Linked DNA regions of Homo sapiens: region 1 is linked to region 2. The links are chromatin contacts, found by Hi-C or POLR2A ChIA-PET in ENCODE. All regions are on one chromosome and are shown on one strand. Each heading gives the region's core, a stretch centred on a gene start or an enhancer-like site at or near the end of the contact. The rest is flanking DNA. Distances are from core to core; before and after follow the strand shown.

Evidence for each region. A loop is a pair of places that touch in the nucleus more often than their neighbours do. ChIA-PET counts read pairs that join two places held with the same protein, here RNA polymerase II (POLR2A).
Region 1: a map of CD4-positive, alpha-beta T cell shows a loop between it and region 2 (2.8-fold over the local background). The contact joins two enhancer-like sites. A Hi-C loop is called at or near these places in 1 of 168 maps with a recorded cell type or tissue (CD4-positive, alpha-beta T cell). POLR2A ChIA-PET finds 5 or more read pairs at or near these places in 4 of 52 experiments (H1, HepG2, Panc1 and 1 more).

What each region holds. Positions count from the first base shown.
Region 1 is chr11:65,296,236-65,300,467 of GRCh38, forward strand. POLA2 (DNA polymerase alpha 2, accessory subunit) reads left to right here. Exons shown (of 18, transcript NM_002689.4): 18 at 885-2,450. The coding sequence ends at 1,034. The region is part of intron 2 of LOC105369344 (a long non-coding RNA gene); the gene reads right to left. Among named protein-coding and RNA genes, the nearest start is that of CDC42EP2, 17 kb to the right of the region's middle. Within about 2 kb of position 1,981, at least 22 of the 41 ENCODE cell types and tissues checked have a DNase peak (open chromatin) inside an H3K27ac peak, as active enhancers do.
Region 2 is chr11:65,148,131-65,152,374 of GRCh38, forward strand. No RefSeq gene overlaps it. Among named protein-coding and RNA genes, the nearest start is that of SYVN1, 16 kb to the left of the region's middle. RefSeq lists an enhancer at 2,626-2,675. Within about 2 kb of position 2,706, at least 31 of the 41 ENCODE cell types and tissues checked have a DNase peak (open chromatin) inside an H3K27ac peak, as active enhancers do.

The sequences.
Region 1 (4,232 bases), core at 731-3,230, 150 kb after region 2:
GGAAGGCCCTCAAATGAGGGCTTTCACCAGGCCACATAGAGGTGACCTGGGGAAGATTTCATATGTACACTTGCCTGTCCTCTGCCTCCCAAATTCTGATATGACCTCCAAGTGGGCTCAGCTGGGAATACCTTGAAGAAGCTATTGGGTCATTTTGATCTCTGCCACCCTTTAGCCCTGCCTGCCTTGGAGTTAGGTCCCTTACAAGGAATCTGCCTAGACCAGTCCCCCTCTTGCCAAACAAGAGTTAGTTCAATCTCAAGAGGTTAAAAAAAAGTTTTTCACATGAGAAAGCAGTAAACAGCTAGATCAGGTTTGTCTCCAAGTTTAGGAGCTGATTGTCATTCTGCCAAGTCACCTCATTCTTCTGTTTGAAAGACTTAAAAGGAATTCAAAGCTTTCTAGTGACAAGTTAACATATGTGACTGAGGCCGGGCGCAGTGGTTGACAATTGTAATCCCAGCACTTTGGGAGGCCGAGGTGGGTGGATCACCTGAGGTCAGGAGTCTGAGACCAGCCTGGCCAACATGGTAAAACCCCATCTCTACTAAAAATACAAAAATTAGCCAGGCATGGTGGTGTGGGTGCCTGTAATCCAAGCTACCTGGGAGCCTGAGGCAGGAGAATCGCTGGAACCCGGGAGGTCGAGGCTGCAGTGAGCTGAGATCTCACCACTGCACTCCAGCCTGGGCAACAGAGCGAGACTCCATCTCAAAAAAAAAAAAAAAAAAAGTGACTGAAAATGTGTCTGGTGATTTGGTTGCCTTCGTTTCCATTTTCTAAAACCCTCTTTGGGGTCCAGCCATGTGATGGCACTTCTTTTTCACATTGGTTCCCAGTTAGTTGAGGCTCTCCAAACCTGTCACCTCTCCTCTCCTCCCCAGGATGTCCTCGGCTGTGTCTGTGTGAACCCTGGGCGCCTTACCAAAGGGCAGGTGGGAGGCACCTTCGCCCGACTCTACCTTAGGAGGCCGGCAGCGGACGGGGCAGAGAGGCAGAGCCCATGCATTGCTGTGCAGGTCGTCAGGATCTGAGGCTTCTGTCCTCTGCTGTTCTCTGCTGTGTGGGCCCTTAAAGTCTTAGCCAAGAGCCAAGACATAGCCCTGTGACAAGGTGAACAGTTGGGTGGGAAAGGAGAGAGGAGCCAGCCAGGGAGGGGCAGCTGCAGTGACCAGGCCCAGCAGGGAGGACTTGTGCAGCCGGGCCTGCCTCTGAGTGGTGCCTCTCCTGGAAGGAAGCTCTTGCTTCTCAGTCCATGCTCCGTGTCCAGAAGTAAGCCAGCTGTGGATCCCGCCCACTCAGAAAAGGCGAGAAGGCTTTGTGATTTTCTACATGAATCAAACACAGAAACAACTTTTGGAGAAATTAAATTCTGAGTGTGACTTCTGAGTTTGACCTTTCTTCTATTTTCTTTTATTTATTTATTTTGTTTTTAGACGGAGTCTCGATCTGTCGCCCAGGCTGGAGTGCAGTGGTGAGATCTCGGCTCACTGCAAGCTCTGCCGCCCGGGTTCATGCCATTCTCCTGCCTCAGCCTCCTGAGTAGCTGGGACTACAGGCACCCACCACCACGCCTGGCTAATTTTTTGTATTTTTAGTGGAGATGGGGTTTCACCATGTTAGCCAGGATGGTCTCGATCTCCTGACCTTGTGATCTGTCCGCCTCAGCCTCCCAAAGTGCTGGGATTACAGGCGTGAGCCACCGCGCCCGGCCCCTTTCTTCTATTTTCTTTATCCTGGTAGTAGACAAAGAATGTTGCCTATTTGACCTATGTCCAGAGAAGGCAGAGTGTCAGTCACACTGGGTTTCTATCCAGCCCCAGTCCTGTCCAGTGGGTAACTCTCAGCCCCACTCCTCATCCCCCAAAGGCCCCAGTGACCTCTATGCTGCAGAGGTGCACTGGGTGGGCCCTAGAGCTGGGCTGCAGAGCAAGCAACTGGCTGCATGCCTGGGCCTCCCTGCGCAGTTCCTCACATGCATGCTGTGGTCCCAGCCTGACCTCTCCATCTGGAGGGGGCCGCCTCGCTGGGCTGTTCCAAAGCTGGAGTCCTGGTGGCAGCTGCTTTGCCAAGTCGCGCAGTAGCCAGGGCTTGCCTGCAGCCCAGAACACTCAGACAGGGTCAGGCCTTCCAGGGTTCACAGCACGTCCCATGCCCCTATGTCCTGGCATCTGGGGAAAAGCTGTCACTGGCCAGACGTGGAGTGGCTTCCTGCCCTAAGCTGGCAGGCTGTCCTGCCTCACATGCCAGAGCCAAGACCGGCAAACCCCAGCTGTCAGGGCAGGGAAGTGGGCAAGGGGGCAGCAAGCTGCTGGTGTCTATGCCTTGACTCCGAGATAAATAGATGACCTAACAGTGGCCAACTTTTGCCTCTCACCTTTCTGACGGTGAAATGGAATCGAGCCCCAGACCTGACCAGGGTACAGTAAAAGGTCTTCCTTTAAACACAAGGAGCAGCTGTTTTATTTCATTAGTTTTATAGGCACCTCCTCTGAGGCCAAGAATTAGAAACTCATCCCTGCGTGGGGAGTGGATTTTTCCGTTCTCCCCCAGCTCCTCCACACATGAAGCAGCCAGCTGTGTTCCACGGGGGCACCATGACTTGTCAGCCTCCGGATGTGGAATTTTGGGAGCCCAGGCAATGGTTGCCTGGATACCAGTCGTGTGACTGTTGGAAATGATCTGGGAGGGCCGGGAGGGCCGGAGCAGGCATTTAAGAGTCAGACAAAGAGAAAGCGGGATGCTAACACCAGAGCAGACAGGTCTGGCAGGCGTGCCTCTGCCACCAGACAGTTCCTTTTTGCTCTTGTCAGGAAGGTGCCAAGTGACTGCTGGCTGACCGTCCCTAGACCCCACTTCAGCTGTGTCACCAGTTTCCCCAGGCATCTGTCATCCCAGGTATTCTCAAGCAGGCTCTGGGGGCGTGTCAGTGACGGAGGGTGGGAGGGTGCCCAGGAGGTCAGGCCCGTCTGCCTCAGCCCCCTTTGGTGGCCTCTCCCTGATCTGGTCATGGCCCCTGCCCTTGAGACACCAACTAGACGGTCCTGAAGAAATAGTCCCGAGCTCTTGCCAGGATTTGCCTCCCATGCCCATGCCCTTGCCCTGCCTCTGCCCTGGCAGAAGGAGCCGCCCTCCCTTACCCGCCTCGTGGCTTCCCTTTAGGGTTCCAGTCTCTGAGAGGGAGAGGGAGAGCTGCTGAGGGAACAGAAGCCACTCCTAGTTGCTGTTCCTGGGAACCCAAGTGGGTGCCAAGAATGCAGCGAGGGAATTAGGGCCTCGAGGGGCACCCAAGGTTGGGGGCCGGCAGGGCCATGGCGCGGATCCTCCATCCAGCTCTGCCTTCTGCAGCCACTGGGGCTTGGGGTTTCCTTTCCTTTGACCTCAGGGCACCCGGCCCAGCTCAACCTGGCCTTGCTGCTTCACTACTGCTGGGAGTAGCCATCTGCGCTGATTTCTCACTCCACCAACCCCACCCCGACAGAGTCTCACTCTGTCGTCCGGGCTGGAGTGCAGTGGCGCGATCTCGGCTCACTGCAACCTCCACCTCCCAGGTTCAAGCGATTCTCCTGCCTCAACCTCCCGAGTAGCTGAGATTACAGGCGCCTGCCACCACGCCCAGCTAATTTTTGTATTTTCAGTAGAGACGGGGTTTCGCCATCTTGGCCAGACTGGTCTCAAACTCCTGACCTCAAGTGATCCACCCGCCTCAGCATCCTAGAGTGCTGGGATTACAGGCGTGAGCCACCATGCCCATTTTAAAGTGTATGATTCAGTGGTTTTTAGTATGTTCATGGTGTTGTGCAGGCCTCGCCACCATCTAATTCCAGAGTATTTTCATCACCCCAAAGGAAACCCTGCACCCATTAGCAGTCTAATCCCATCCCCTGGCAATCATTAATCTAATTTCTTTTCTGTAGATTTGCCTATTTTGGGCATTTTGTATAAATGGAATCATACAATACATCCTCTTTTTTTTTGAGACAGAGTTTTGCTCTTGTCACCCAGGCTGGAGTGCAGTAGCGCAATCTCGGCTCACTGCAACCTCTGCCTCCCGGGTTCGATGGATTATCCTGCCTCAGCCTCCTGAGTAGCTGGGATTACAGGTGCCTGCCACCACACCTGGCTGATTTTTATATTTTTAGTAAAGACAGGGTTTTGCCATATTGGCCAGGCTGGTCTCAAACTCCTGACCTCAGGGTTCAGCCTCCTGAGTAGCTGAGATTACAGGTGTG
Region 2 (4,244 bases), core at 1,456-3,955:
GGCCTGCCACAGAATAAGAACTCAGGGAGTGTTGAAGAAGTGAGTCAACAAATGATTGGGCTGAGCGTGGTGGCTCACGCCTGTAATCCCAGCACTTTGGGAGGCCGAGGCAGGTGGATCATCTGAGTGAGGTCAGGAGTTCAAGACCAGCCTGGCCAACAGGATGAAACCCCATATCTACTAGAAATATAAAAATTAGCCAGGTATGGTGATGCGTGCCTGTAATCCCAGCTACTCAGGAGGCTGAGGCAGAAGAATCACTTGAACCCAGGAAGTCGAGGTTGCAGTGAGCCAAGATAGCGCCACTGCACTCCAGCCTGGCTGACAGAGTTAGACTCTGTCTCAAAAAAAAAAAAAAAAAAAAAAAAAAAAAAAAAAAAAAAAAAAAAAAAAGACTGGATTGGCTAAGTGGATGATGGATGATTGAATGGTTGGATAAGTGAATTGTGTTAAGCCTGACAGGTCTAGAGTGATGAGCTGTGGCAGAATCAGGGGCTCAGAGTCCAGTAGCTTCAAGGAGGATGAGAAGCCATCTCTGCTGGAATTGTTATAAATAATTTCCTGGGAAGGGTCCCTGGCAGATCTACTTGGAGTGGCATTGTCACAGGCAGTGCATACTCAGCTGCTCAGGTGAGACACTAACTGCAAGCCCAGAATCTGGAAAGCTCCACAGTGCAGTGGGCCCAGCCTTACTATCCCTGCTGGAACCACACCAGCAGAAGGAGTGCCCGAGGGCTGCTACCTGTCTCCCTCGACTCCACTTAGTTCCAAATGTAAGTCTCACATGATTGAAACTGTGGAAGGAGGCTGGGTGCGGTTGCTCTCACCTATAATCCCTGCACTTTGGGAGGCCAAGGGGGCGGATCACCTGAAGTCGGGAGTTCAAGACCAGCCTGACCAACATGAAGAAACCCCATCTTTACTAAAAATAAAAAACTAGCCAGGCATGGTGGCACATGCCTGTAATCCCAGCTACTTGGGGGGCTGAGGCAGGAGAATCACTTGAACCCAGGAGACAGAGATTGCAGTGAGCCGAGATCACACCACTGCACCCCAGCCTGGGGAGCAAGAGTGAAACTCAGTCTTTTAAAAAAAAAAAAAAAACCAGAAGGAATATATGTAACTCAAGTTTTGTGTGGTTTTTTTTTTTTTTTTTTTTTTTTTTTTTTTTTTTTTTTTACCGTTCCAGCCTCTGTGGTCCAGGCAGCCAGCTGGGAGAAGGCTGAGACAGATGCTCAGTGACAAGTGTGAGCTTGCTAATCTGACAAAGGCCTTTCTAAGGGGGCATTTGGATTTCTGCATGATATGCTTCCAGCCTGCCTCCTAACCCCACCAAATCCTCATCATGCACTTTGTTATTTATTTATTTTTGAGACGGAGTCTCACTCTTGTCGACCACGCTAGAGTGCAGTGGTGTGATCTCGACTTACAACAACTTCCGCCTCCTGGGTTTAAGCAATTCTCCTGCCTCAGCCTCCTGAGTAGCTGGGATTACAGGCACCTGCCACCATGCCCAGTTAATTTTTGTATTTTTAGTAGAGATGGGATTTCATATGTTGGCCAGGCTGGTCTCGAACTCCTGACCTCAGGTGATCCACCCACCTCAGCCTCCCAAAGTCTGGGACTACAGGCATGAGCCACCTTACCCGGCCCTCATCATGCACTTTGTATTGTGGTCAAACTTAACTTGTCTCATTCCCCAAACTCTGCTTGCCTCTTCAGCCTAGCTATCTTCACTTTTGCTCAAACCTATATAAAGTAGCATGCTTTTCCCTTTCTTCTTTGTCTGGAAAATTCTTAGTGCACACCCTTACACATTTCCAGCATCAGCCATGAACCTGAGTGAGTCTCTCCCCACCACATGGTGCCTACAGCATTTGTCCCTGTGTGAACACAGCCCCTATGACCCTGCATTGTAATCACTTCTGTGTCTGTGACATCCTTCAGGGCAGGGCTGAGAATAATAAATGTTGGGCAGTTACAGTTTTAACCTTTATGTCAATCCTGAGTCAGGTACTATTATCATATCGGTTTCATAGATGAAGAAACTGAGGCTCAGAGAGATTAAGTAACTTGCCTGAGGTTTGCCCAACTAATAGGGAAAGACAAAGTCAAGATTTAAGCCCAGGTCGGGTGCGGTGCCTCACGCCTGTAATCCCGGCACTTTGAGAGGGCAAGGGTGGGGGGATCACCTGAGGTCGGGAGTTCGAGACCAGCCTGGGCAACATGGTGAAATCCCATCTCTACTAAAAATACAAAAATTAGCCAGGCATTGGGGGTGGGTGCCTGTAGTCCCAGCTACTCGGAAGGCTGAGGCATGAGAATTGCTTGAATCCAGGAGACGGAGGTTGCAGTGAGCCAAGACTGCGCTACTGCACTCCAGCCTGGGTGACGGAGCGAGATTCCTTCTCAAAAAAAAAAAAAAAAAAGACTTAAGCCCAGACAGGGTGGCCCCATGGCCCTTCTCTCAACCCCCGCGCTTTGTAACAGGTCCATTTTCTCATCCCCATGGCAACTAGTCATTTTATTACTGAGAAAACAGATATTCTTGAGGTTACAGAAAGGAAGAAAAATAAGAAAAGAAAACAGATGTTCGAAGAGGCTAAGAAAGTCAGCCAGAGTCACCCTGCTGGCGTGTGGCCGGGAGGCACTCTATCTACTTCTCTGACACTGCGCTGCACCTCCAGTGAGGGCCTGTGGTGACTTCTTCCTCCTATTGAAGCAGTGTCTCGGGGCTGAGTCATTCCCAACAGTTTCTGTGCAAAGCCAGGGAACAGCCACCTCAGGCCCCTTGGCAGGCTGCCACCCTAGGCAGTTGTCTCGAGTCTGGGTGTCCTCGGAGGGCAGAGCAGGGACAGGAGGCTGATGTCCCCTCCCTCTGCCAGGGCACGGGCAGCCAGGCAGTGAGGCCACATTAGGACTCAATTCAGGCTGGCCTGAGCATCTGAGAAAGGGAAGTAGGATAGAGGGGCAGGCTGGGGACAGATCCATGGGCAACATGGATCACCCAAGACTAGTACAAAGAAAGGGGCTGGGGCACTAAGGTACAGATTGGGCAATCAGCACACAGTATGTGCCAGGTGCAGGGCTGGGTGCTGGGATTCCAGGGTGAGCAAAAAGACACCTACCCTCATGAGACTCCTGCCCAGTGCAGGAAATTCAGGGCACATACCTTTTCTCCTACCGCTCACACCTGCTCCTCCTGCCTCCTCATTTTTCCTTCCAGCTAGAATGGGTGGAGTTTCCCTCTTCCCATTCATTCACTCTATTATTCACCCAAGTATTTATCCAGTGCCCACCTTGAACCAGGTCTTGTTCTAAGTGTCATGAATGTATTAGCAAATGAAATAGAAAAAAGTCCCTTCCCTTATGAAGCTTACAGAATACTAAAGACAAAAAATAAACCAGGAAGCACGTAGAGAAGTGTAGAGAAGTGATGACTTTGAGAAATCAAGAAGGAAGAGGAGTCGAGCAGAAGAGGAGGACCCAGAAGCTTTGAAAGGAAGAGAGAGGTTGGGCATGGTGGCTCATGCCTATGATTCTAGCACTTTGGGAGGCTGAGGTGGGAGGATCACCTGATCCCAGGAGTTTGAGACCAGCCTGGGCAACATAGTGAGACCCTATCTGTATAAAAAAATAAAAATAAAAAAGAAAGGAGGAGAAAGATGGCTGTTCCATTCTAGTAGGAGAGGAGGCAGAGAAAGTGTGTACAGGTGCAGATTCAGGTAAAATAGAGGAGAAGAAAAAGGGAAAGAGGCTGGGCGCAGTGGCTCACACCTGTAATCCCAGCATTTTGGGAGGCCAAGGGGGGTAGATTGCTTGAGCCCAGGAGTTCAAGACCAGCCTGGGCAACATGGCGAAACCCTGTCTCTACAAAAAATTAGCTGGGCTTGGTGGCACGCACCTGTGGTCCAAGTTATTCAGGAGGCTGAGGTGGGAGGATGGCTTGAGCCCAGGAGGCAGAGGTTGCAGTGAGCAGAGATCAAGCCACTGCACTAAACAGCCTCGGTGACAGTGAAACCCTGTCTCAAAGCAAAGAAAGAAAAAGAAAAAGGGAAAGAAGTCATGTTGGAGCTTTGCAGAGAGAGGAGAGGGTGTGATTAGTTACCTCAGAAAGTGGAAATGTGATTCTGAATGACATTTTTGTAAGAAAAAAAGTGGAAATGCGAAGTTTCTAGACATCTGCAGTGTGATTGCCAGGGAACATGAATGGCCAAGGAGTTTTGTAGCTGAGTTGAAAGTGA